Regions from separate parts of the Mus musculus genome. Here regions 1, 2, 3, 4, 6 and 7 are each linked to region 5. The links are chromatin loops, found by intact Hi-C in ENCODE. Cell type or tissue: left cerebral cortex. All regions are shown on one strand.

Region 1 (4,000 bases), 350 kb after region 5:
GCATAGCTCATGCCTGAGTGGGTGCCGCTGGGAGCTCTGACATCACTCAGTGTCAGGTGTGTGGTGGCCTCATTTCTAGGAATAGCTTCTGGTCTGGAAATCCCCCACTCTTGTACAAGGAGACTTCACACGCTCTCCTGTTGGGCTCCACCTATCCTCCCCTACCAGCTTTTTCTCAAAACATCTATACTTCTCACACGTTGGTGAAAGCCTAAAGCAACTTGGGGGGAGGGCATCTGCTCTGGCTGTGGTCATGGGGCCTGCACACCAGGACCTCCAACATGGAGACCTGCTCAGCATGTATACCCCAACAGGAGGCAGGGCAGCACGAGTCCTCCTTTCTCTGCTTGGCTTTGAGTGCTCACTTGCAGAGGTGCAGCCAAGCTTCATTTGATTGACAGCTCCAGCCAGGTGGAAGCCGCTCATGCTTGCAGTCCTAGCCCTTGTTTATTCTCTTCTTTAATCTCAATGATCTTACTTACCATTTTCTTTTCAGATTTTTTTTCTTCTTTTTTTATTGAGACAGGGTTTCTCTGTGTAGCCCTGGCTGTCCTGGAACTCACTCTGTAGACCAGGCTGGCCCTGAACTCAGAAATCTGCCTGCTTCTGCCTCCCAAGTGCTTAGTTTAAAGGTGTGCGCCACCTACCCTGCAAGTTGCTTTTTCTTATTGCCTACCTTTTAAAATTTTTGTTAAGATTTATGTAGTCTTTTATGTGCATGGCTGTTTATCTGCGTGTATGCATGTGCACTGTGACTGTGCCCGGTGCCCTGGAACTGGAGATACGGTTGGTAGTGAGCAGCCCTGTGGGTGCCAGGAACTGAATTCACCTTCTTATGCTTTCCCAGGGTCCTCTTGTAGCCTCGGAGCTATTTCTCTGGCCCCTTCCGCACGTCTCTATACGGGTCTCGTGTATCTCAAGCTGCTGACCCTTCCCCATTTTACCAAGAGTGACGCTGAACTCCACATTCGTACACACTCCCTCCAGAGAATTGCCATTACTGGCCTGTTTCACTGCCACGCCCCTACCCTACTTCCATCTCAATTTCATTTTTTATTTCCTCTTTTTACACTTCCTTTTCTTACACCTTTCAAAGATAGCTTTTAAAGTCGGAGTCTTGGTTCTGGAGATGACACAGCCGGAGTCCCCAATGGCGAGTGGTTTCTCTCTGCCTTGCTTCGTGGCAGGAAGTTCACATCATGTCTTGCCACAGGCTTCACACCGTGCACTCCACAGAAGTTGCAGTCTAGGGAGTCTGAAGCCTGCTCCCCTGACTTAACCTGTCGCTTGCTCAGCTTTCTCCTCCAGCCAGGAGCGAAAGCCAAACACAAGATTTCTGTGGGGTGCGTTGAAGCAAGGCTGTAAACCCAGCACAGGAAAGGTAGGAGGCTTGCCACAGGTTAGAGGCCAGTATGGGCCACACTGGGAGACTCTGTCCGGTCACACCAAATGTTTAACTCATCTATTACACTTTAAAGCTGTGACTTTAGGCAGTGACAACTTCTAGTCTTGGTGTCCTCCTTTATAAACTAGCAATGACACTTGGAGAGAGGAGATGAGAACACACATAATTGTTTATTGTCACTTGTCTGCTTCCTAACGTTTAGTCGCATAAATGCTTAGGGAAACAATGCAAGAATAAATTTTCACCTAAGCAAAAACAAATTTAGGTGTCAAAAAGGCTGGCTCATCTGCTTGTCTTTGCCGCCACCTACTGGTCATATATGATAAAGCACATATTTCAAGGCTTGCCAAGATGGCCTTTTGGTTTTTTGTTTTTGCTTTTTGGGTTTTTTTTTTTTTTGAGACAGGGTTTCTCTGTGTAGTCCTGGTGACTGTCCTGGAACTCACTCTGTAGACCAGGCTGGCCTCGAACTCAGAAATACACCTGCCTCTGCCTCCCAAGTGCTGGGATTAAAGGTGTGTGCCACCACTGCCTGGCTGTTTTTGTTTCATTGAGACAGGGTCTCACTTGGCAGCCCTAATTGTCCCAGAACTAACTCTAACTCTCTCTCTCTAACTCTGTCTCTCTCTCTCTGTCTCTCTGTCTCTGTCTGTCTCTGTCTGTCTCTCTGAGTGTGTGTGTGTGTGTGTGTGTGTGTGTGTGTCTGCCACATACTGAGGAGGCCAGAAGAGACTGTCAGATCCCTTGGGGTTACAGGTTGTGAGCTGCCCTGCTTAGAGAACTGAACTCTATCTAGTCCTGGCTGTCCTCCAGCCCGCTACGTAGACCAGACCAGTCTAGAACTTATAGGGATAAAGCGATCCTTCTGCCTCTGCTTCCTGAGTGCTAGGATAAAAGTCATGTGCCACCACTGCCCACTTCTGACTCTTCTCTCACACTTACACTCCAGCACTATGTATTTATACTCTCTTCTTAGCTCCCACCCCTTAGTTAGGCTTCTGATGCTGTGATAAAACCACAACTTAAGGAGGAAAGATTTATTTCAGCTTCCAACTCTTAGGTCACTCTTTACCACTGAGGGAAGCCAGGGCAGGAACTCAGGACAGGAACCTGGAGGCAGGAGCTGATGCAGAAGTCATGGAGAAATGCTGCTTACCGGCTTGCTCACCCATGGCTTGCTAAGCCTGCTTTCTTATATGACCCAGGAACAGCTGCCCAGGGTTGGCATTAGCACAGTGGGTGGGGCCCTCCCACATCAATCATTAAGTAAGAAAATGGCAGACGGACTTGTCTAGAAGCCAATCTTACAGAAGCAGTCTCTCACTTCTCCTCCCACATGATTCTAACGTGTGTCAAGTTGACAACAACTAAAAAAGAAATAAACTACCGGCTTACACCTGTAATAAGAATCTAAAATTTGTAAATATTTTAATAAACTCCAAGTTTTCTTTAAAAATATATAAATGAGAAATTAAAAAAAAATGCTGGACAGTGGTGATACACCTCTTAAATCCCAGCACTTGGGAGGAAGAGGCCAAGTGGATCTCTGTGAGCTTGAGACCAGTGTGGTCCACAGAGGGAGTTACGGGATGTGATGGTTTGTATGTGCTCAGCCCAGGGAGTGGCACTATTAGAAGGTGTGGCCCTGCTGGAGTAGGTGTGTTCTTGTTGGAGTGGGCTTGTCATTGTGAGTGTGGGCTATAAGACCCTCATTTTAGCTGCCTGAAAGTCAGTATTCTGTTAGCAGCCTTCAGGTAAGGATGTAGAACTCTCTGCTCCTCCTGCACCATGCCTATCTGGATGCTGCCATGTTCTTGCCTTGATGATAATGGACTGAACCTCTGAACCTGTAAGCCAGCCCCCAGTTAAATGTTGTCCTTATAAGAGTTGCCTTGGTCATGGTGTCTGTTCACAGCAGTAAAATCCTAACTAAGACACAGGACAGCCAGGGATACACAGAGAAATCCTCAAAAAAATAAAATAAAATAAAATAAAATAAAATAAAATAAAATAAAATAAAATAAAATAAAATAAAATAAAATCAGGACACAGCCAGGATATGCGTTATACTTATATTTCAGCATCTGAGAGGTGAGGCAGGAGGATTGCCTTACGTAAAAGTAGCCTGGTTTGGAACTTAATAGCTAAGTAGCAAGATCCTGCCTCAATAAAAAAAAAAAAACAAAAAACAAAAAAAATCAACCAGGGGCTGGAGAGATGACTCAGCAGTTAAGAGTACTGACTGCTGACTCTCTCTAGCCCGCCATCCCCAGGCACCTGTTCCTGGTGGCGCAGAGCACACGGCCCGGGCAGCACGGAAAGCAGCAGGAGGAGGAAGAGCTGAGCAGGTCGGCGCACCTGGTGGTGAGCATCTCTAGAAAGAGGAGAAGGCAAGGATAGGCCCAGGAGTGATGGCATCCAAATTTAAACAAGTCATACTGGATCTCACTGTGGAGAAAGACAAAAAAGACAAAAAAGGTGGGAAGGCCTCCAAACAAAGTGAAGAAGAATCCCACCATCTGGAAGAGGTTGAAAACAAGAAGCCTGGGGGAAATGTCCGAAGGAAAGTCAGGCGACTTGTGCCTAACTTTCTCT
Region 2 (4,000 bases), 120 kb after region 5:
CCCTGCACATTCCTAGGGCATTCGGTATTCTGGGGATGAGGATACACAGGTCTTTTGAAGGAAGGGTGTGTTGCATTCTCCCGACTACTGCAAACACAGGATATTCACATAGATGCATGCTGGCAAACTTGGAGACAAAATGGGCAAACCCTTCAACAAAAGTAACTTTGAAATCATAAAACAAAACAAAGCAAACCCCACCCTTTACCAAGACCTCACACAGGCCAGGCAGTTTCTCAGAGAGCCTCAGAACCGGTCAGCCCACCCTGGAGCCTTTCTGAAAGCCCCCAGCACTGGTTCTCATCTACCCCTGGGCTACTGGCATTTCTTGTTTTCCCAAAGGGATACTCACATCATCTGCTTATTTTAAACATTGGGGTTTTTGTTTTGCTTTTCAGGTAGAGTCTCACTGTGTAGCCCTGGTTAGCCTAGAACTCACTATGCAGATCAGGCTGGCCTCAGCCTCACAGAGGCCCACTTGCCTCTGCCTCCTGAGTGCTGGGATTAAGGTAATCAGTTCCTCAATAGGCTGAAACTGGATTCCGTTCAGCTCCTGTGGATGTGGATCCTGCCCTTTGCTCTCGTTGGAGATTCTGCTCAGCCAGCAGCCTCTGCTGCCTGGATGCTATTAGCTAGACAGAAGCCATGTGCAGCCTCTTCACCAGTGTCTTGAACTTTGTTTTTTCCTTCTCCCCATTTCTAGCTGTACTTGGGTCTTTGACCCATTCCGAGCTGCGGTTTGCAGAGGCAGAGAGACGGGCATTTTATTCTTCTGTGTGTGCATACGCACACCCTGCTTGTCATCTCTCCTTGTTTCTCGCACCTTTGTCAAGAATGTGCAGGCTGGCCGGGCGTGGTGGCGCACGCCTTTAATCCCAGCACTCGGGAGGCAGAGGCAGGCGGATTTCTGAGTTCGAGGCCAGCCTGGTCTACAAAGTGAGTTCCAGGACAGCCAGGGCTATACAGAGAAACCCTGTCTTGAAAACCCAAAAAAAAAAAAAAAAAAAAAAAAAAAAAGAATGTGCAGGCTGGAGAGAAAGCACAGCAGTTAAGAGCACTGGCTGCTCTTGAGGAGGACCCAGGTTCAATTCCCAGCACACACAGGATAGCCGACCCCCATTTGTAACTCCAGTTCTAGGAGATTTGAAGTCCTCTTCTGGTGTCTGCAAACGATGCACATAGTGTACAGACACATATACAGACAAAACAGTCACACACATAAAATAACAACACTAAATGGAAAAAAAAAAAAAACTGTGGTAGTTTGAATAAGAATGTCTCCATAGGCTGGAGAGATGGCTCAGCGGTTAAGAGCACTGACTGCTCTTCCAAAGGTCCTGAGTTCAAATCCCAGCAACCACATGGTGGCTCACAACCATCTGTAACGAGATCTGGCGCCCTCGTCTGGAGTGTCTGAAGACGGCTACAGTGTACTTATATGTAATAAATAAATAAATCTTTAAAAAAAAATAAAACAAAAGAATGTCCCCATAGGCTCATAGATTACATTATTCGGCCCCCAGCTAGTTGAACTGTTTTAAAGGATTAAGAAGTGTGGCAAGTTCCAGGAAAAGCCAGGGCTACCCCAAGAAATCCTGTCTCAAAAATCCAAAAGAACAAACAAACACAACAACAACAAAGAAAGGAAGAGCCTGGAGTTGAGGATTTTGGTTAAAGTGTTCCTAGTATGAGTAACATAGAGATTCAAGCAATCCACATCAAAACTCCAATGCCATTTTTCAGGGAGGGAGGGAGGAATCTATGAGTCACAGTAGTACTTTGGTAACTGATTGTTGCTGGCAGAAGAGCGCCACCTACTGTCTAGTTTTAGAATGCAGTGGTAAGGCTGCTTCAAGTCCTCTTGAAAAATCCTCTGGCCTCTGCACATGCACACCAGGATACATACTGCCCCCACCGCCCAACACACACACACATACACACACACACACACACACACACACACACACACACACGAAACTTTGCAGTTATACACTACACTTCAATAATTCAATGAAACAGATAAAAATCACTTGTTTTTACTTTTTAAAATAAACATAAGCTATATACACCGTGGAGCCAGGATGACCTGCACAGATCTCATAGAGTATGGATGATGGTCCGGCTGCGAAGCTGCTGAATATAGTCCTTGGCGTGGTCAACTGCTGTCTTGGGTACTTCGGGTGGGGGAGGGGGTCCTTCCACCAGCTTTACAAAATAGTGGCAATAGACCTTCTCCATAATGCCAAAGCGACCTCGGCCATGGTAACGGATGCGCTTCAGGCACTGGCCTCGGCCTGAGGTAGACTCAGCTAGAGGAAGGAAAGAGAATTATGGGAAATGCCTGCTATCCATAGGACTGCATCTGTACCAGCTGATAGGTTCTGACCCATCTTTTAGTAGATCATAAGCGTGCAGGAGCTTGGTGGTTGGCAAGCACACAGTCCTCTCAAACACAAGTCTCTTGAGCACTAACCAGGAACCATGCACTGCTCTAGAGGAGGCATGGACCCACTGCCAGATTACGTTGGACAGAAAGACAGAAAATAGCTTCAATTAATGGCAAGTTTCATGAATCAAACAAGTCACAGATTGATAGGATGGAAGAGATGCCAAGAGGCAGCCCCGAGAGTAGGTGTGGTACTGGTGCGTAATCCAGGAAGCAGAGGCAGGAGAATCAGGACTTCAAAATCATCCTTAGCTATACAGCAAGTTTGAGACCAGTCTTTTTTTTTTTTTTTTTTTTTTTTTGGTTTTTCGAGACAGGGTTTCTCTGTATAGCCCTAGCTGTCCTGGAACTCACTCTGTAGAACCAGGCTGCCTCTGCCTCCAGAGTGCTGGGATTAAAGGCATGCGCCACATGGCATTAAGCCTCAGAAATAAAAATAAAAGAGTCATCCCAGAGAGAGAGAAACCTGACCTGAGACCAGAGTCTCCCCCATCCCTGCTCCTGACGCAAGCACGCTCGGCTTGCTTAGGCAGATGCTGGGGCACACTGACACTGAGCATATGTAAGAGGCACACAAACAAGAGATGAGCACGGGGGCAGGTTACATATGGTCCTACAGGCAAAGGAAAACTCCATTCCAGCACCCAGGCAGACAAGGCAGGGACGGGACCGCAAACAGCTCAGTACAGAAAGCAGTGGCCATGCAAGCCTGACAACATGAGGTTGCCCTTAGAATCCACATAAAGGTGCGAAGAGATGTGACTCTGCAGAACTGTCTTCTGACCCCACCTATGGCGCACACGGTGGCCTGGGCATATGTACTACCTTGGATAGTCTCCACAGTGCCCCAGTCACATGGCTGTGTGGGTGTCTATGGCATGCTGACTGGGGTGTGTGCTCAGGATGGTGCGGCTGTACCAGGTGCTCGGCCTAGTCAGTTTCTGAGTGTTTAAGGCTCCCACTGCCCGACCTGACTAAGGATGTTGAACTTGTTTACATATATTTTATATTATTCTCTTAAGAACTATGTGATTCATTTGCTCAGTCATTGATTGGATGATTCAGTGGGTTTGGTCTGCCTGTGTTTCTCTCTCTTGTACAGACCAGCAGGTCTTTCAGCCTGATTACTAGAAGGCTCCATTTCAGTCATTCTTATGACAAAGGCACATTATAAAAACGACCTTTAGGAGCTAGAGCAATGGCTCAGAAGTTAAGAACACTGGCTGCTCTTCCAGGGGTCCTGAGTTCAATGCCCAGTAACCATGTGGTGGCTCATAGCTAACTATAATGGAGTCTGATGCCCTCTTCTGACCTGCAGGTATACATGCAGATAGAGCACTCATACTCATAAAATAAAACAAAAATGACCCTTAAAGTTTACATGTGAACCTTTATTCACCTCCTTCCACTTGATAATTCATCTATCTTTTCTGTCCACCACCCCTCTGCCCCCAATAATCTATGTAACTCTAGCTGTCCTAGAACTTGCTCTACAGACCAGACTGGCCTTGAACTCACAGAGAGTCATCTGCTTCTGTCTCCTAGGTGTTGGCA
Region 3 (4,000 bases), 340 kb after region 5:
AGATGCCGGACGTGGTGGCGCACGCCACCTTTAATCCCAGCACTTGGGAGGCAGAGGCAGGCGGATTTCTGAGTTCGAGGCCAGCCTGGTCTACAAAGTGAGTTCCAGGACAGCCAGGACTACACAGAGAAACCCTGTTTCGAAAAAACAAAACAAAAAAAGAAAAAAAAAAAAGATCCTACCAGGAGACACCTGTTCAGTCTTATTATTTCTCTGAAATAATTCACTTTGTTTCCAGTTGAATGGGTGAGAATAGGCAGAGGGTAGAGTTGGCTGGCTCTTCATGCCAGGACACACCCTCCACCTCCCCACCCCCCACCCCGGGCCAGCCACTCTGCACCAGAGTCCAGGAACCCAGGGCCTCACCACCCTAGTCTAAGGCCGCACTGCACAACTTCAGCATTTGGAGGCTGGAAACCACCCCACCCTACTACCTCAGCACCTGCTTCTTCCAAGATGAGAAGGGTTCCACATCCAATGCCAAGTAAAACAGCCATTGTCTGTGCAGCCCTGAGACCACAGTCTGGATCCGGAGATGATGATCATGAACCAGCCAGTGACGGCCACATCGATGGTCAGTTTACGCGCCCTTCTTTCGTCTTTCTCAGTCTTGTCTCCACTGCTACTGCAAGGAAAAGTGTGGGAAGCAGCTACCTCGTGCTGGCTCCCTACCCTCTTCTAGAAATACACCTGAAACTGTTCTGTCCTCTAGGTTAATTATGGAACCAAACTATTTCACAATTGGGGCTCACTGTAACTCCCCTCATCAATTTCTGCCACCCATTTTTGTCTTCAATTTATATAGGAAAGGAGGCAGCCCCGCGTGATGGCACAGTCCTGTAATCCCAGCACTTGGGAGGTGAACACGCCCCCCACTCCAGGGGGTGCGGAGCGAAACCGAAAACAGGCTACCTTTATTGGAATTGGGAATGTAATTTTCTCTACTAAATATATGTTAATACTGGCAACTGGTCACACTGTATGGAGCAAAGATGAGGTGCAGACCGTATGTGTCCATGAGCTTCCTAGGTGCAATGCCTGTCCTGGACAACCGCTCACGTTCCGTTTGCACTCTGGTAGATCCATCCTGCGTAGGAGATCTTCCAGAGAACATATTAAAGCAGCCTTAGCAGGGGCGAGTCGGGGCGATGGCCAGCCCCAGGACAATGCTGTGACTGAGCCCCCGCTGAATTTCCCGCTCTGCTAGCCGCTCTCTGGGGCTAGAGAGCGATGACTCAGCCCGAGCCGAGGATTGGGGATAGGGGTGGAGAACCGAAGGAACGAAAGCGAAACCAGAGGGCACGGGGAGTAGGGGAGGAAGGACAACAGGACTCCTAGATCAGGAAGCTAACCTAGGCAGGAAAACCTAGAGAGAGGGCACGAAGAGAGCTGCAGGGGTGCTGGGTACCACACCTCATCTACATTCATCTACATTCATCCGCATCCCCGCCGTGTGCACGCGCCGCCCGTGGCCACACCCCCCAGCCGCACTGCCTTTGTCAGGGTGGATTGGGCCTGCTTGGATAATCATCCGCTGCAGAGGCCTGGGGAATCTGGCCTGAGCCTGAGTCTAGAGAAGGGTAGACTCAGCCGGGTTCCCAGGGGCGGGCGGACAGGCCGAGACGGTTTACCCTGCGCACCACAGATGGGAACTGAAAGCCAAACAGATCTGCCTCCTGGCTGAATCTGGAAGGCACTGGCGAAGTTTTCACAGAAATTTTTTTGTAATGTAGATGAATGGGTTTGAGAACAGCCTGGTCTACACAGTTCCAGGTTAGCTAGAGACCCTGCCTCAAAATGAAATATAAAGTAGGAAAATTAAAAGCAAACAAACAAAATCCTTAAGGCCAGGTGTATGCCTTCAGTAGGGACAGTTTGGTCTACAGGGCAGAGGCAGGAAGATTGCTGGGAATTTGAGGCCAGGTTGGGCTACATTGTAATATGAGTTAAAAAAATAATAATAACAAAAAGATGAAAATGTATCTAGGAACCATAGCGTTTTGTGAATCTAGTTATTGATTTTTTTTTCCAGACAAGGTTTCTTTGTGTAGCCTTGGCTGACCTCGAACTCGCAGAGACCTTTTGTGAGTTCTGTCTCTCAAGTATTGGTATTAAATCATCACCATCATCACCATCATCATTATCATCGGTGTTTTGTTTGGATATATTTGTATGTGTCCCTTGCATGTGTGCATGTGTGGTGCCTGCAGAGATCAGAAAAAAGCACGGAATTCTGCTGAGCTGGAGTTAAAGATGGATGTGAACTACTTATATGGGTTCTGGGAACTGAACCCTGGTCCTCTGGAAGAGCAGCCAGCGCTCTTACCTGCTGAGTCATCTCTCCAGCCCCTTATTTATTTATTTATTTATTTATTTATTTATTTATTTAAGACAGGGTCTCATATTTTTATATCGGCTGGGGGCTTTCACCTTGTAGCTGAAGATGACCTTGAATTCTAACACTCTAGTCTCCTCTCCAGTGCTGGGATTACAGGTTTGTGTTTGTTTTTGAGTTTGTGTAGCCCTGGCTTTCCGGGAACTGGCTCTGTAGACCAGGCTGGCCTTGAACTGAGATCTGCTTGCTTCTGCCCCCCTGAGTGCTGGGAGTACAGGTGTGCACCAGCACCCATCAGGGATTACAGGCTTGATGCCAGTTTGCTGTTTTCTTGGCTCATTTTGGCAGTCTTCCGTGGAGGATGAGGACACAGGCCCTCCCAGCTTTGGAGGAGCAGGAAGGTACACATGTTTTGCCCAAAGCACTCAGCATGCATATGTCAGCCTCAGAGCCCTTACCTTACTAAGGGGAGGCAGGAGGCCGATGGATAACTGCGCCTACCCATGTGATACATCCAGTAACGAGCAGTCGGGTCCGTAGGCGCCTTGCCCTCTTCTCTGCTTTCGCAGTGGGCCCCATCATTGAACTGGGGATTGAACTCAGCCCCTCGTGCAATCTCCCTCCCTAGCCTTTGCGCTGAAGATCTACCTGCATTTGATGATGCTTGACTTCTCAGAGTGTTCCACCCAAGCTACTTCCCCAGTTCCTAACCCAGTTTCTCTGAGCCCCTCCTCATGCCAGGAAACTTCCTACACCGTTTTCACACTTTCACAATCACCCTCCGACTCACAGTGGATTCCTGAGGTCAGCATTTGAGCCTGCTGGCTGTCTCTGGCCCATAGCTGTGCACTGTGCTATAAATGGCTTTCTTGGCTCAGTGGGGGAAAAAAAAAATAAAAAGGGTTAGAGTGTTGGGCTAAAGTAATTCCATTTTTAAGCTGTAGGATTTGTGCTTATGTGATTATATATTTAAGATGGAGTCTCTCTCTCTCTCTCTCTCTGTCTGTCTGTCTCTCTCTCTCTCTCTCTAGCCCTGACTGTCCTGGAGTTTCTGAAGGAGACCAGGCTGGCCTCGAACTCAGAAATCCTCCTGCCTTTGCCTCCCAAGTGCAGGAATTCTAAAGAAGTTTGTCACCATGTCCAGCATGATATCATTTTTGTAAATAAAACATCCTGGATGGGTGTGGAGGTCCATGCCTTTAATTCCAACATTTAGGAGGCAGAGGCAGTCAGATCTCTTGGTTTGCATAGTGAGTTGGGGGCCAACATGGCTATCTGATGAGACACTGAGAAAGAAAGAGTGAATGCATGAATATAGTTGGTTGTGACACTGAAAGACCCCTGTGCTCCAGAGCCTAAGGCAAGAGAGTATTTGGTTAAAGGCCAACGTGGCCTGAGCACCAGGACTCTGCCTCAAAAACAAAACCAAAAAAACAAAAACAAAAAAACCCCATAAACCTGGGCAGTGGTGGCCCATGGCAGGACTACACAGCGAGACACTGTCTCCAAAAATAAACAAACAAACACAAAGCAAAATTTGGTGTGTGTGTGTTTATAGATAAGTTCTTGAAGCTTAATCTAAGGGCCCCTCAGCTGCCTCAGCCTTTTCAAGTCATGTGCACAAAGAGGCACACAGCCAGAAGACACATGGCCAAATCTCTGAGG
Region 4 (4,000 bases), 200 kb before region 5:
AAGTAAATGAGGAATCACCTATTCTTGAGCCAAATATGAATGACCATGGCTCAGGAACATGGGTTCAGGTTTCTCCCAATGACATCTTCCAAAGTCTCATGGATTGTTACAAAGCACAAACAAGTCATAAATCATTCGGGCATTGTTCTCTTAAAATTGCTTCCTGAGGGTGATGATCTTTTGGGGGGGCCCTAAGAAAACTGGGATATTGGCCAAGTCCTAGAACTAACTGCATCATTTGCTGTTTAGTCTCTCTGTGCTGGTAAAGTATAGTGTTGAAGTCCTGAGTGGAGCAGTTTCTGATGCTGGAATAGCTAGCTAGCTGTATTAACTAACGTTGTCCTTGATGCAGATTCTTGAGGAAACAGCATTTGAGGCAGTTTGTAAGGTCGGATCACCTGGGCTTTGTGTCTTGTTTTCTTTGGTGTCTGATCCTTTACTCTGCAAACATATAAACTTTCAAATGTAACATATATTTCTGCATTATGTATGTGACATGCAGTGTGCACAAATCATCTAAAGGTTATTCTTTGCTCTGTGTTCAAGCAGGAAAAATAAATCAAACCTTATAAGTCCATTTGGACAATATGTCCAATCTGTAATAAAACTTTCCATCCACGCCATAGGAAAGGCTGGCATGCTAAGTCTTGAGGGTTCTGTACTATATTTATTTGCTATACAGAGACACTTTCATGTCTCAGCAATCTCAGAGCTGTTCCCATGTAGATGGATCAGCATATACTTTACCTGTTTTGTTGTTCTTGATTTCTTCCCTCATGTCTGCTGCCAAGATTTTCAGAAGGTCTCCCCACTCAAGTCTAATCTTTATTAATTTTGATGCAATACATAGTTTCTTTCTCTTGTGAAAACAAGGGCCAAACCTCTTCCACAACACATTTCCCTCCTTCCATTCTGAAGTTAAGGCAAGCAGATCTAATCATCAGTCCTTTCAAAAACCCAGTGCATTTTAGCAACCGTCTCGTTGACATTTAAAATTGTTAAAGTCAATAATTTAATCTATCTCTGGGAGATCACTTCTGTTCTATGAGCATTTCCTGTAAAGTGTAGTTGATCTTTTTACATTTGATTGACCTGGAGGATTGTAAAATACATCTGTAAGATGTTCTATGACATAATGTCTAAAAAGTTGTTGAATTCTGATGGATACATATTTTGAAGCATTATCAGCTTCAGTCTTTAAAGGCATCTCCAAGATAGCCATCACCTCTAAAAGAAATGTGCAATATTTCTTTTAGAGGTGAAAGTCATACTCACTTCTGAAAATCATACTTTTCAGAGTTCAAGGCAGAAGCCCCTTGGAACTCTGAATGTGCATCAGCTGTACGAAATTTTAAATTTTCAAACTCTACAAAATGAAACACATAAGCTATTGTATGGCATTGCACTAAAGGGACTTCATTAAATATAATGTATGTTCTTAGCTCAGCATACAGACCCTCATTTAGTAACTGATCCTTGACAATATCCATACGTCTAGTCTGATTATGTTGGTTTATAGCTGGAGCCTCTTCATTTAGCATTTCTATAGACTGACATTTTGTAATTTCATCACAAGGTGGTGCCATAGACTCCGGATTGGATTCCCCTGAAGAGCCTTCGTTCTGAGTCATGATTTTCCAATCTCTTTTCTATTGCCTCCATTTCAGTATTTAATTTTTCAGTCTTTTCCTTCTCTAAGTTTGCTTTATTCTGATCTCCTAAGAAAGATATATAAAATTGCAATCATTATTTTACATATGATTTTTTTTATGCTGATAATTGTAGCAAAATTATATGGGACCCGTTTGCATGGTGTCATCGAGTTTTCCATTTTTTTAAATACAGAAAGTATTTTTCTTTTTAATTTCTAACTTTGTCCTTAAGGAGTCCCCAAGTGTCACGTCAAATCTTCTGACTTCTCAGCTTTTCCCATCATTTCTACATTTCTATAGCGGGCTTCTGCCAAGTCTCTCAGCTACTCAAGCAGGCTGCCGACCCAGGCTCTGCCCCACTCTGGTCAGAACCCCTCTCTCCCCAACTCCAGAGGGCTGCAGGTTTTCACCAGCCAGTAGTACCGGGCTCACATGACCTGCCACATCGGGCTGGGCCTGTCTCCAACCTCTGCCCATTCTGGGAAGGTGGTTTCAGGCCACAGTATGCCACTGCCTGTTGTGGCTCCCGGTCATTGCAGGCTTTTTCCTCAGGCTAATTGGCCCAGGCGGCTCAGTCTCAACGCCCTGCCTGGGAAATGCGCTAAAACTCCATGCCACGAGAAACTGAGGCATGGCTCCAACACCATGCCAGCTGAGTTAACTAATGGTCCTCCTCTTAAAAGACTCTTGCCTCTGACATGCACTGTGGCTTTTGGTTTGCTCTCTCTTGAAGGGATTTAGCCTTCCCACTCCAACCCCCCATGCCCACCACCACCCCACTCCACCCCACCTTAGAAAACTACTTTTGGCTCTGGGAAATGCCTGTTCCCTGCCTTTCCACCCAGGGCTTTTTCTCAGGTTCTAAGCTTGGATTTAAAAAAAAAAAAAACTTACATTTTTATACCATTTGTAGCTGAGGGCTTTTCCATCCATGCCCCAATTCCCGAATAACTCAGAGTCTCATATTTTATCAATAAATGCCTAGGCTTTTGTTCTCCAGATAGCTCCTAACTTAATTAACCTGTTTAAACTAGTCTGTCTGCCACATGGCTGGTTATCACTCCTTAGTTTCATCTGTCAGACTTACTCAGCATTTGGGTACCAGAGTGGGGGTGGGGTGCAGTGGGGGCATCCCCGGCACTTCTCTCTTGGTTTTCTCTTGAAAGTTAAGCATACGTGGGAGAGCATCGGCAGGAGTAAGACTTGGTCTTAAGGGATATTTAGAGCTGCTGTTTGATAATAAAACATTCACCTGTCTTCAGCCTAAAGGGCTTTGCTTCTGTAGCTGACCTGCCTGTCTGAGTTGCTCCTGAGGTCAGAAGCTGCAGTCTCTGGCTTAACACCTCATAGTAAAACAGAGGGGCGCGGGAGGGGGGGGGGGGTTTAAGAAATGCAGCCTCTGTTCTATCTCTGCAGGAACTCTGTCTCTGCTCTAACTCCCAGCCTACCACTTGAAGTTGCAGGAAGAAAGGGGGACATATTGAAAAGTGGCTTTTGATTGCCATATGCAGGGATCCATCCCATAATCAGCTCCCAAACGCTGACACCATTGCATACACTAGCAAGATTTTGCTGAAAGGACCCAGATATAGCTGTCTCTTGTGAGACTATGCCGGGGCCTAGCAAACACAGAAGTGGATGATCACAGTCAGCTATTGGATGGGTCACACGGCCCCCAATGGAGGAGCTAGAGAAATTACTCAAGGAGCTAAAGGGAACTGCAACCCTGTAGGTAGAACAACATTATGAACTAACCAGTACCCCGGAGCTCTTGACTCTAGCTGCATATGTATCAAAAGATGGCCTAGTCGGCCATCACTGCAAAGAGAGGCCCATTGGACTTGCAAACTGTATATGCCCCAGTACAGGGGAACGCCAGGGCCAAAACGGGGGAGTGGGTGGGTAGTGGATTGGGGGGGTGGGTATGGCGGACTTTTGGGATAGCATTAAAAATGTAAATGAGGAAAATACCTCATAAAAATAAAATTAAATTTAAAAAAAAAAAGAAAAGAAAAGTGGCTTTAGCTTTTATTTCTAAATGCTAATGTTTCTTATGAAAGTCCTCTAAGGAAAAGGGGAAAGGGCCCGTCTCTGCTCTTTGTCCTCAGCACTTATACGTCTTTCAGAATACATGATCACACGGGAAAAAAAAAAAACTCATCACAAGTTGACACATAAATACAAATCATAAATCAAATAAGTTTACAACAGGGAATGTTTACATGCATATCCATTAGGAGTAATTATTTGGCTAAGCATTCATCATCTGTCACCAGCTCTACAGATTCATGGAGAGTTAAAAACCATAATTTTTCTGACAAAGTTATTAGTAAAGTTTTGTATAGATA
Region 5 (4,000 bases):
ATAACTTTGTGCTTTGTTTTGTTTTGTTCGGTTTTTTGTTTGTTTGGTGGGTTTTTTTTTCTTCGCCAGTTGCACATCTGTATTTATTATCTCCTTCATCAGTTCACCAAGGCAAAGGGAAGGTTGAAGTTAAGTGGAGGAAGAAGGGAGGCAAGGATGAAGAAAAAAGTTGCGGGGGAGAGAAAAAAACGGGAAGGACGGGTGATCTCAGAGGAAGGCCATCCGCAAGCGGGTCCATGACTGTTCTGCAGGGCGGTGCGTGGCCTTCCGTTGGGAGCTAAAGCACTCAGGGTCGTACAGCCGCTGCTGGAGCGATACTCACCGAACTCAGGTCTCTCGGAGCGGTAAACGCAGAGCCCCTAGCCTGGCCTCCGAATGCTGGGTGCGTTTGCATGGGAGCAAGAGTTACGGTGCGTACTCGGCTGCAACTCCATAGGCTCAGTGCTGCAATCGTCTCACCCAGAAGTGCGTTTTGGGGTTCACAGACAGCGACTGCACAGAGCTCACTGTCCGGTGCTGGCCTAGGATCTTCTCCAAGCGAAGCAAGAAGCCAGCAATTCCTACGCTCGAGACCAGGGACAGTGCCAGCTGCATCACAGGATCCAGGACAAGTAGAGCTGAGCAGTTTCAGCAAGTGTCAGGATGGCCGAGTGGTCTAAGGCGCCAGACTCAAGGTGACAAGCCTTACCTACGGGTGTTCTGGTCTCCGAATGGAGGCGTGGGTTCGAATCCCACTTCTGACACAACTCCTTTTTTTCCTCTCTTTAAGAGTGTCTTTTATTTTCCTCCGTTCAGGAACTCACCTTTCTCCTACAAGATTCCTCACAGCTTCGGGCATTGTTACGTCCCCAGCATCTGGCTGCCTGGTTGTCTGGTTGCCTAGTCTCTGGTTCACAAACGGAACTGCAGTTGTTCGTCACCATTGTCGTCACCTAGTCTAGTGCCTCCAGAGGGCTGTTACTATCTCTTCCCTGGTGGTCTAGTGGTTAGGATTCGGCGCTCTCACCGCCGCGGCCCGGGTTCGATTCCCGGTCAGGGAAGTACTTGTTTTGCTTTGTATTGTTTCCCGACTTTCCAAGTTTCATTATTTATGAAAGATCGGATTAAATCTTTAAGAAATACAGCTGAGATCGAATTCGGTAACTCTCTGTTTTAACAGAGAACCGTACTGCACTTATGAACACCAGCAGGCAGGCTTTGACGCTGAAATACTGTGTTATCCGAAGCACACAAAGCAGCACTCACTGCCCCCTGGCGCCCCTTCAGAACCAGCGGCTCCCAAAGCTACCCACGGGTGGGGCTCACAGTAGCTCCTGAGGAAGGGCCTTGCTCCCTCTGCTGGCACTTGCCTTTCTAATTAGAAAACAGAAATAATTCAAACCGCGCTGTGAACACTGATGTGCCCTTTACCTAGAGTCAATCCTGGTCAATATTTTGTCACATTCTTTGCCTTTCAGAAAATAGTTTATTGATGACAGGTAGACAAACAGATGAAAGACAAATAAATAATAGGTAGGCAGATGAAAGATTATTGATAGACAAACATTAACAAATGATAAATAACAGGTGATTGACAGATAACAAACAGATTGATAGATGGTTACTAACTGATAAACAGGAGATTAGAAGCCAAATAATAGGTAGATGATAGATGGATAGATAGATGATAGATGGATATTCACAGGTGTCCACCTCCCTGCCCTACCATTTGAAAGTTGCCTGCTGTTACTTCACACAGACACCCAAGGACACGGACACCAGCATCTCCTCCTACGTTTGCCATTTTAGTGCAAAACTTCAATCAAACCTCCTCCTGGCTGTGCCTACCGTGCCCTCCCTCCACAGCGGCTCCTGCTGTTCATTCTAGGAATTTCCAGCGCCTGTGGAAAATAATGGAGAACAAATGGAAGTACTTAGACGGGATATATGCTCTAAATTACAGGCCCCTTTTCTCTCCTCGGTGCTGGAGCGCAAATCCAAAAGCCTCTTGCGTAGAAGGCATGCGCTTCTCAGCGAGCTGCTATGTCTGCAGGCCTCCTATGTTACGTCCTTAACATCTCTGACATCTTCACAGGATTGAGTCTGTATGAGTCATTTCTGACGCTTTCAGCGGAAGCATTCATTTCTCACTAGGCACCTTTTCTAGCTTTCTGGGTCTGTGTGGTGTCTACTCTGTGTGCCCCAGACTGTATGAACCAAGAAAGAAGTATGTCTTTTCTACCAGGGTTAAATAAGACAAGGGAAATACATTAGATTTTTTAAAATAAATTTTAATTATGTGTATATGCAGGCGCATGTGTAGGTATGTAGGTGTGAGTACATGAGCCCCTGGAGTAATTGTGAGCCGCCTGACACGGGTACTGTGCTAGCAAACAGAGCTGCAACCTCTCAGCCATCTTTCCAGCCCCCAAAACATCATTTTAAAAAAAAAAAAAAACGGAAAAAATATCATTTGCCCAAAAATCTCCCGATTTGTCCTGAAATGAACAGCGTTCTGTGCTCACGGTGGCAGACTGCTCACTAGCAGCACTGCTTTAAATTATCCAGTTGTGTGAGCTTGCAAGGCTGAGCTCTGCCCCCTGGGTGTTAGCAGCAAAATGCCAGCGGAGACCCCTGAGTGCCTGCTCATTCACTTTGACATAGCTGTGCACCCTTTTGCAACAGTAAAACTTTTGCCCTGGGGTTATGTGATCACTTTCTTGAGACCTCCAAACCTATTTTTTGTTTGTTTTTTTAATTTGGGGGTGGGGGCGTTCGAGACACCCTGTGTAGCCCTGGCTGTCCTGGAACTCACTTTGTAGACCAGGCTGGCCTCGAATTCAGAAATCCGCCTGCCTTTGCCTCCCGAGTGCTGGGATTAAAGGCGTGCACCACCACGCCCAGCTCCAAACCTATTTCTTATATGTAAGTACACTGTAGCTGTCTTCAGATCTGATTACGGGTGGTTATGAGCCATGTGGTTGCTGGGATTTGAACTCAGGACTTCTGGAAGAGCAGTCAGTACTCTTTTTTTTTGTTTTGTTTTGTTTTTTGTTTGTTTGTTTTTTTTTGTTTTTTGAGACAGGGTTTCTCTGTATAGCCCTGGCTGTCTTGGAGCTCACTTTGTAGACCAGGCTGGCCTCGAACTCAGAAATTTGTCTGCCTCTGCCTCCCGAGTTTGGAACTCAGAAATTCGTCTGCCTCTGCGTCCCAGCATTTGGAAGGCAGAAGCAGACAGATCTCTGTGAGTCTGAGGTCAGCCTGGTCTACCCTCTTGAGTCCCAGGCCAGTCAGAGCCACATAGCCCACTAAGCTAGACCTTGCCTATTCTTATCTTGTGCCCTGGGCCTGCAGTGCAGCCCTGCCTGGTGTGACACACAGCACAGGGCAGCTATGTTTTGATCTCTAGGTAGAGCAAAATAGATGAGATCCCAGAAAGAGAAGGAAAAAAGAAAGATTATAGGTATGTTTAAAGAAATGAAAGAAGTCGTAAATAAGCACCTGGGTGAATTCCAAGAGAGCACAACCAGCTAAGTGAAAAACAGATCGAATCAATACAATATATAAAAGAGGAACTCAGCAGAGAGATGGAGATGCTTAGGAAAAAACAAACTGAAATACTGGGTATGAAGAACACATGCAATCAAATAAGGTGCTGTGAGGAAGCCTCACTGATAGAAAGACTGATAGGCCAGACATATGGAAGGTGAGGTCGAAGAACGGGGACGTATAAGCAAGGCTCGCTAGATGGATGGACACAAAAGACCAATCCAAGAGTCAGGGCCAGAGAAGGAGCAGAACTTCATACTAAAGGCATTGTCAAAAACATTTTAATAAAAATCATAGTGGAAATTTTCCCAAATTAGGGAGTGTGGCAATTCAGATACAAGAGCCCTTTTGGGGATCAACCTGCCTAGCCTAGAAAAGAGCAAGACTGAAAATAAAAATATGCTGAGTAAGATGGCTCATGCATCCCAGCACTCAGGAGGCAGAGGCAGGCGGATTTCTGAGTTCGAAGCCA
Region 6 (4,000 bases), 200 kb after region 5:
AACTCACTCTGTAGACCAGGCTGGCCTCGAACTCAGAAACCCGCCTGCCTCTGCCTCCTGAGTGCTGGGATTAAAGGTGTGCGCCCTTGAGACAGGTTTTTCTATGTAGCCCAGGCTGTGCACACCAAACTGGCCTTGGACTCAGAGATCTAACTGCTTCAACCTCCAAGTGCTGGGATTAGAGGCGTGCAGCACCATCGCCAGCTGAGACCCTGTTTTTAGAAGGAAAGAAAGCAAACTAAACTGACCAGGGAGGCAGCTTGGAGGTATGCAACCAGTACTTGCTGCCAAGCTGAGAACAACTTAAGTTTTGAGCCCCAGACTCACTTGATAGAAGAAAAGAACATAAACCCCAAATATGACTTCCACATGGACAACTTGGCACTTGTGTACACACAATAAATAATAACAATAACAATAATAATAGCTTAAAGAAGAATGGGGCTGGAGTGATGGCTTAGCAGTTGAGAGCACTTGCTGCTCTTCCAGAAGACCAGAGTTTGGTTTCCAGCACCCATGTGAATTGGCTCACAAATGCCTGTAACTCCAGCCCCTGAGAATGTTGACGCCTTTTCGGCCTATTTTTTCCACCAACACACTCGTGATATTAATTATAAATTCATACATTAATAAACATTAAACCCTAAAAAAATTATCCTTCAAAATTCTTCAGGAAGGTTCGGAGGTTGAGGCTGCGTTCTCCCTTAAAGATTTATTTTTATGAGTGTGAGGGGGAGAGGGTTGAGTGTATCAACAGCTGTGCGATCTCTCCCTTAAAGGAAAATTTTGATCCCATGCAATGTTTGCCTCACAGGCTGGCTTTAAAACTCGATCCCCAAACCAAGCTACATTTGAAACTACAAAGGGAAAGAAAGGGGTTCTCACACACACACACACACACACACACACACTGCCCTGTGTTCTCACACACACAGACACAAAAACACTGACACACACACACACACACCCTAGGCTGCCAAGCAATCTGTTGTGACCGCTCCTGATTATCCAAACTTGGGAGCAGGGTGTCTGTGCACCCAGGTGGGCTCTGAAGAGCGAGGAGTGCGAACGCACGAAACCACGCTCTCCCTGCTAGCCGTGCAGAACTCAGTTCCACTGAGTGTCTCCTGCTCGTCGTCGGCTTTTGTTTGCGCCAGAGCGTCTGGGAGACAATCAGCTTCACTTCCCTGTTCCAGAAGACTAAACAAAAGGCTTTAGCAGTGCAAGACGGGCGCAGGAGGAAGCAGCGGCCCGTTAGAAGAAATGGCAACAGGTCCCCTCTGGAGCGTTCCAGGCCACAGCCCTGGACTTAGACGGCACCCCATCCAGCTTGCTGGCTCCGCGACGGCGGCCCTGCCACGCAAAGCTGCAGCACCCCAAGAGCCAAGCAGAGCGGCCTCTTGCCTCCCCCACCATTCCTTAGGCCTCCAGGCTGGACTCCGGGGACCGAGAGCCCCGTAGCCTCTGTGCCTCAGTGTTCCCGTGTGTAGGATGGGTCGCCACGGAGGCACTTCCGCCTCCTGCTCCTACCGTAAGCAACCTAACCTGCTTACCCTGGCTGGCGGCCCCGCCGAGTGCGGGCGGCAGCGGCCCTTGACCCCGAGCTCTCCTCCCTCTTGCCCCGGATCCGCTCCAGAAACCCAGCTCGACAGGGAGACGTGAGTCCTGGCGCCCAGAGCGGCCGACGATGGGCACCAAACCAAGAGGTTGCACCACTCTACCCGTCCGCCCTCCCGACTCGCCTACTCTCCGCGTCACTCCAGGCGTGCGCGGTCCCGCCGGTCTCGGCTCCGTCCCCCCGTGCGCGCTCAGATACCTACGCCCCGCCTCCCTGCGCAGGCGCAGAGCGAGAAAGTTGGGTTTGGCGGAGGGCGCGTGCGTAAAACGAGGTTTGCCCTGAGGCCTCAAACGGCGTCTAGCAGTGTAAACTTGGTCCCCGCCTAGGTTCTGGAGTATCATGAGTCGCGCCTCGGGAAAGGACGGGATCTAGAACTGGCCCCACTTCCTAACATCAGAGCATATTACGACTGTTGGTTGTAGGTGATGATGCAGGGCACATGGGGTGTCCTGACCCTCGATTACTGCAACCTGAACCCCTCATTCACTGACCATCTATTCACAGAACCCCTTCTGGATGACCATTAGGTAGGGGTGGGAGAGCGCCACCAAACCGAGTCATGAATGAGGTCAGCTGAGCACTGCCTCCCAGAACCTGGACGGCCTAAGCAGCGCTGCTCCGGGGCCTGTGCTGTCCGCTGTGTCCCTGGTATCACTGTGGGTCAGTGCAGAGAGAGAGGGGCCAGTCAGGGAGAGTAGGGGGTTCGCTGGTAGCGAGGCCATGCTGGGATGTATCGCCACCTCGTGCTTTCCCACGGGGCAAGAAGACTAAGACCTCCGAAGAGCGCCTCCCCTCCCCTGGTGCTTCCTCTCCTAGGGGCCGTAGGTAAGCATACAGCAGGTGTCCCCCTTCTGACATCCCGTCTCCCAGTCACTTTGCCCTTTTCATTTTAAACTTTTATTCCAGAAGAAATCCCCAAAATAGGACTTACTGACTAAATGAGAGCTAGCCTTTCAAACTGTGAAATCGCACAGCCAGCTTCTGGGGTAACGATGTCAGGGACAGTTTCTGAAGCCCAGCCTTTGTTGTTTCTCTCCAGGATCTGTAAATAGAGACACAAGACTGTGATGAGGATGAAACCCTAGACCAAGCCACAACCGTCACCACAAAGAACCAGGCCTGGGCAGTCAGTAACTGTAGCTGCGGTGGATTCCCTGCAACAATGTTGATGGGACTAGCTGCAGGGCTGGCCTCTTTTGAGGTGTTCGGGTTGTCTAGGCTAGGTAGACACTGCCTTCCCTCAGTCTGTTCAGTGCATGTCCTTGCTCTGTTCTGTGATTCGATTCAGGAGAGGGTGGACCTAGCATGTGCTAGTCATGTGAGGAGCAGCCGTTGAGTCCTTCAGGAGAGGGTGGACCTAGCATGTGCTAGTCATGTGAGAAGCATGGAATTTGGGGGGAGGGGGGGTTCTTGCCACCAATAGGCCTGGTGTGCTCTGAAAGAGTTGAACAGGAAACACCTGGCTTCCCCCCCACACACACCCTTCACCTAGAGCTTCTCACAGACACTAATTGTATTTCTGGAGGGACTGGAGGGGAGTGTCTACACTTTAAACAATGGCTTTCAAACTGCAAACAAGAGAAACTAAAGTTTGAACACATTTCTTCAACTGGAAAAGCATAGTTTTGAAAATACAGAGAAGCATGGTTATAACATGGATCTTTTTAAGAGCTGAATGGTGCCTCTCCATGGGCAGCCTGGATTCCTAAATATTTGGTTTTGGATGCTGGGACAAGGGACTGAGGTGCGTATTTTACACGCCAAAGCAGACCTGGCCACCAGGTTCTCCCAGCATCCCTCAGTCCCTACCTGGCATACCCTGCCTCCAACCCTGAACTTTCCAGCCAAGGGGCTGGGCTGCCCTTCCCCACAGGCTCCTCCCTATATAGTCCAGACATTTTTGTCTCTCTCCTCCTCCTCCTCCTTCTTTTCCTTTTCCTTCTCCCCCTCCTACTCCTCCTTCCCAGCGGCAGAAAAATAACCTATTACTATTGTCCCCACCCCCCCAGTTCTAAACAAAGGTATGCCTTGAAAAAAAAAAGTTCAATAGGAACTGGAGAGCAGTTAAAGAGCACTGGCTGCTCTTCCAAAGGTCCTGAGTTCGATTCCCAGCAACCACATGGTGGCTCACAACCATCTGTAATGGGATCTGATGCCGCCTTCTGGTGTGTCTAAAGACACACCAATAAACTTATTGGTGGCAAGCAACAAACAAATAAATCTTAAGGAAAAGCACATTATATGTAAGAAAATAATATCTAAAATACATTTGAATTGAAGTATTTGGGACATAAACATATAAATATATCCAGATTAGTAATAAGTAATTATTAGTAATAAGTAATAAGTGCCTAAATTTACAACCCCTAAAATGCTGTAAAC
Region 7 (4,000 bases), 110 kb after region 5:
CTGGCTGGCACGGCAGCGTGTATTTATGGACTGGACACCAGATAAAAGTCCATGGCAAAGGGACTCAGCAGATGCAGCGTGTGGACACAGGGTATGCAGAGCACATGTAGCCTGTTCTTGAAGAAGCCATTTACCCAGAACTCGGCTCCCAGCTGGGGCAGTCTGGAGTTAGAGTTTCATCCCGGGACCAGGACTATGTACCCTCCTGGACATGGTTAACCTCATAGGAGCTATGTTTGTACATCATCTCCCCACAGAAGTACAGGAACTAGTCACCTCAAAATCCATCACCTCTTACTTGTTGCCTTCGCTCAGCAAGATGTGAAGAGGCTCAGGGGTGAATCCCTGTGTTACATACACTGAAGATCTGGCTTGTCAGCTCTGCTGTGTGCTCTGCTGTCCTGAGCATCGCTGACACTGTCCAGGGATGTGGGTGCTGTACCCACTCCCAGGTGTTTGCATGAAGCTACATGCTGTGGGTCATGTGTCACACATGAAAATAATGCACATATGCATGCATGCATGTGCCTATATACAGGCAGACTTCGATAGAGCCTTCCCTTTCTGGTGGTCCATGTTAATGAAGTCACCTGTCATTTGCTTTGAAACTAAAGAAAGGATCCTGGTGTCTCTCAAAGATTGAGGTGAGAAAGGGAGGTCTTAGCTCCAGATCAGACAGATTTGGTGTCTCATTGACCTGGTTCCTACATCTGACCCCAACTCATACTCCAGTTGTCTCCCTGTGACACAGAAATGCTCTGTGGCTCTGAGGGCATTGATTCCCTGCTCTTCTTGGGACAAAGGTGGCTCTCTGCACGTCTCACCTCACAAAGTGCCAGAGTCAGGGTCCCAGTTATCATAAAGCTAGCTGCTCCCCAATTCAAAGTAAGGGAAAAGTTCATGGTGAGGTCCAAAGATGAGCTCTCCTCCTCCTCCTCCTCCTCCTCCTCCTGCTTCTACTCTCAGATTAGATAATGACCCAGATGTGTGTGCAGTAAAACTGGTGAACATGTCCCTACACCCTGACAGCCCCTTGGAGTAGTTAGCCCTATTCTCAATAATTTGGGATGTAAGTTAGCCAAAAGAAACTTGTTGTTGCTGTTGTTGAAAATAATAGATCTCCATTTATCTACGTGCTGGTAACCAGGTGGCTTTCGGGAGCTAGAAGTGACACAGATTGGGTTAAGGGACACAGACTACTTCCTCCTGAGCTCAACCTCCCCTCAAAACTCAGGAGTTCTCTGCTCGCCCGCATGGCCTTCATGAGTGCTAGTGTGGCATGCTGAAATGGAATTTACATTTTCAGAGGTTTGTCCGGATGGCCAAAATGTAAGAAAGGTGACAATGAGCCAGAGAAGCAAAGGCTCGGCCTCACCAGGCTGAGGCTGCTTATTGAACAGCAAGGAGCCCCAACTTTTCTGAGCGATGAATGTCAGGCAACTTTAGAGGGGCTGGGGGTGGGGTGAGGTGCGCTTAAGTTCTCTTAATCACTGAGCCATGTCCATAGCAGGGAATGGCAGCAGCTCTTCATAGTCTGTACTATCTTTAAATCTGCATATATTTGTGTGTGTTCGTGTGCGCGCAAGCAGGTGCACACGTGCCACGGTGTGTATATGGTGTTCATACTCACCTCTACCGAATTTTGAGACAGGATCTCACTGTTGTTTAACCTGTCTGTTCCCCCAGGCTAGCCGGCCTTTGGTTTTCCTATGGCCTCTCCCATCTCTGCCTTTCATCTCTCAGTAGGAACTCTAGGATTACAGACAAGCGCACTATTCCTTCTAAGTTTTATGTAGATTCTGGGGTTTCAAGCTCAGGTCTGCCCACTTGTACAGCAAGTGCTTTGCCCACAGAGCCATCTCTCCCAGCCCTCACAATATTCTTTTAGTCCCATCTCTTGGCTTCTCCTGGTCACAGCCCCATCTTTAAATGTTCATCTACCTTTTCTGAGTGTCTTGAAGATTCACATCTGGGGTGTAGGCTCTTTATGTCATATTAGCAAAATCTAAATTTCCACACAGGAAGTTTTTAGAAACCAATAGACCATGTTACTCTTACTGATAGATGGTGCCAGGTTCCAAGACAGATTTTTCTCATCTGTGTTTGAGTTATTCATGCTGCTATCCATTCTAGTCACTTTTTGCTTGACACATGCAAAACACTCAGTTAGAGACACTATATTTTTAAACCTTCTAAAATAATTTGGTCATGGATAGAGAGATGGCTCAGCTGTTAACATGTCTCTTGGGGAGCACTGGAGTTGGGTTCCCAGCACCCACATCCTATAGTTTACAGCCACTTACAACTCCAGCTCCAAAGAATCCAATGGCTCTGGCCTCCACAGGCACATGGGGTACAAACCCCATCCGCCCACCCCACCCCCACCCCCACCCCCACACACACATATACACATATATTGGCCTCGAACTCAGAAATCCACCTGCCTCTGCTTCCCAAGTGCTGGGATTAAAGGCGTGTGCCACCACCGCCTAGCTAATAAAATCTTTAAAAATAAAACAATTTGCTAATAAAAGTGTTCAAGATAAAAATAAAGGCCCCATTAAAAGTGAATAATACAAGCTTCCGAACAGGAACAACAACAACATCAAAAGACAACAAACCAACCCACAAACAAGGGCTTTCTGGTGTGCTCTGCTATCCTGTTTGCCTTTGTAAGCCTGTTCTGCCATCGAGCATTGAAATCTCACCAGGACTCAGGCTCTTAGTCCCTGCTATACAAATAGAGTCATGTTTCCCAGACTAAGGGGCAATCACTTTTTCTTTCTCTTGGGAAATAAGGGCTTAGTATGTAACACTGACCTCAGGCTGCTACTATGTGTGTATTTCACAGCAGAAAAAAATGTATCTCCCAAACTAGTCTGCAATTGTGACAGTTATCTATTCTTTCTTCATTCCCCCTCCCCTCCCCCCACAGTAAAGCCTGGACCACCCACATGCACTGTGGGTCAGGAAGGGTGAGCACAGGGGTGACGGACAGTTGCCTAGCTACCAACAGGTGCATCCACTTGGAACACATTCCTTGCAAAGTATGTGCTATTTGTCCACAGCTTTCTTATAACTACTCTCAAATCCAGTATCTTAGTTCCAGAGGTCTAGAGGTGCTTTGCAGCCCTGTGGACAGTAATCAGCAACTCACCTTCCACCTTTGTCCCTCTAGTGTCCTGCTATCGCTTTGGGTGGTCCTTATCTTCCTGTAGGTTTGGTTTTGTTTTTATGTTTTGGCAGCTGTTCATTATTGAGGCTATGTGATTATGAATTATCCACGTATGTTCTATTGTAGGTCTAGCTGCCCAGAAGTCCCAAGTTTGGGTCCTCCTCTAAGTCTTAGGGAGGGTCCCGAAATCATAAAAACAGTTTTCTTTTCCTGGAAATGCTGGTGCTGCCCAGAAAGAAGCTAACACTTGCCAGCTTGGTTTCCTTTTTGATGTTTGTGACTGTTGAGTCTCAACCAACCAGCTCCTTCCTGACAGAAAGACACAAGCCAGAGACTGTTCCAGGGCTTTCTTCCAGCCTCATTTCAGAAAAGCACACGCTCATGCTGAGTGTGTGCTTTTCTGAGGTGGACATATCTTTGGGATATTTGTGGAGCCCTGTGCAGCAGTGGCCACTTCAAGAGGCTCAGCATTTTCCACTGTCGGGGTGATATTTTTAAATTTTGGATCCAGTGGGTGCCAGAAGGTTTTTTTTTGGTTGGTTGGTTTTTTTATTTTGTGTTTGGTTTTATTTTCCTTTCCTCCTTTATGGATTTGGCCAGTGAGAACCCTTTGAAGGCCAAAGAGAAGGCTCAGGGTACAAAGATGATGGACAGATCCCTGGCTCGGGGCAAAAGCTGCCAAGCCTGAGGACCTGAGTTCAATTCCTGAGTCCCACACAGAAAACAAACAAACAAACCCCAACAGTTCCACAAAGTTGTTCTCTGACAAGTGCATGGTGGCACACACTTGTGCTCCCTACAGGGAGAGAAAATAAATGAATAAAA

What was found. Peaks named below come from ENCODE experiments on the same cell type or tissue, not always from the same donor. Only the 100,000 strongest peaks of a DNase experiment are listed, where the experiment ranks them.
Region 1: it touches region 5 in a loop (2.6-fold over the local background); 10 of 42 quality-filtered maps call a loop at or near these places.
Region 2: a loop joins it to region 5, with 4 times the contacts of the local background. A loop is called at or near these places in 24 of 42 quality-filtered maps.
Region 3: a loop joins it to region 5, with 7 times the contacts of the local background. A loop is called at or near these places in 10 of 42 quality-filtered maps.
Region 4: a loop joins it to region 5, with 8 times the contacts of the local background. A loop is called at or near these places in 7 of 42 quality-filtered maps.
Region 6: it touches region 5 in a loop (4-fold over the local background); 7 of 42 quality-filtered maps call a loop at or near these places.
Region 7: it touches region 5 in a loop (2.7-fold over the local background); 4 of 42 quality-filtered maps call a loop at or near these places.

The regions. Positions count from the first base shown.
Region 1 is chr11:57,948,902-57,952,901 of GRCm38, reverse strand. It overlaps the pseudogene Gm12245. Among named protein-coding and RNA genes, the nearest start is that of Gm33078, 39 kb to the right of the region's middle. In left cerebral cortex, a CTCF peak has its summit at 1,716 (motif pointing left); DNase peaks (open chromatin) are centred at 49 and 1,715.
Region 2 is chr11:58,177,587-58,181,586 of GRCm38, reverse strand. Mrpl22 (mitochondrial ribosomal protein L22) reads right to left here. Exons shown (of 7, transcript NM_175001.5): 7 at 2,021-2,309. The coding sequence ends at 2,098. Among named protein-coding and RNA genes, the nearest start is that of Gm12250, 4.3 kb to the left of the region's middle. In left cerebral cortex, a CTCF peak has its summit at 1,803 (motif pointing left); DNase peaks (open chromatin) are centred at 1,810, 2,189 and 3,112; H3K27ac peaks cover 401 bases.
Region 3 is chr11:57,960,036-57,964,035 of GRCm38, reverse strand. No RefSeq gene overlaps it. Among named protein-coding and RNA genes, the nearest start is that of Larp1, 47 kb to the left of the region's middle. In left cerebral cortex, a CTCF peak has its summit at 1,671; DNase peaks (open chromatin) are centred at 1,290 and 1,463; H3K4me3 peaks cover 1,298 bases; H3K27ac peaks cover 1,177 bases.
Region 4 is chr11:58,497,071-58,501,070 of GRCm38, reverse strand. No RefSeq gene overlaps it. Among named protein-coding and RNA genes, the nearest start is that of Olfr331, 3.5 kb to the left of the region's middle. In left cerebral cortex, a CTCF peak has its summit at 1,577 (motif pointing right); a DNase peak (open chromatin) is centred at 1,572.
Region 5 is chr11:58,299,217-58,303,216 of GRCm38, reverse strand. It overlaps Gm39827 (a long non-coding RNA gene), which reads left to right and starts at 604. Exons shown (of 4, transcript XR_001780091.2): 1 at 604-674; 2 at 796-1,040. It overlaps n-TEctc10 (a tRNA gene), which reads left to right and starts at 969; the gene lies at 969-1,040. It overlaps n-TLcaa3 (a tRNA gene), which reads left to right and starts at 637; the gene lies at 637-743. In left cerebral cortex, CTCF peaks have their summits at 1,261 (motif pointing left) and 1,865; DNase peaks (open chromatin) are centred at 621, 957, 1,246 and 1,930; H3K4me3 peaks cover 2,186 bases; H3K27ac peaks cover 1,739 bases.
Region 6 is chr11:58,101,762-58,105,761 of GRCm38, reverse strand. It overlaps Cnot8 (CCR4-NOT transcription complex, subunit 8), which reads right to left and starts at 1,792. Exons shown (of 7, transcript NM_026949.5): 1 at 1,554-1,792. In left cerebral cortex, a CTCF peak has its summit at 1,681; DNase peaks (open chromatin) are centred at 1,204 and 1,755; H3K4me3 peaks cover 2,030 bases; H3K27ac peaks cover 1,236 bases.
Region 7 is chr11:58,193,056-58,197,055 of GRCm38, reverse strand. No RefSeq gene overlaps it. Among named protein-coding and RNA genes, the nearest start is that of Igtp, 4.5 kb to the left of the region's middle. In left cerebral cortex, no CTCF peak of the experiment used is centred here; DNase peaks (open chromatin) are centred at 2,096 and 3,549.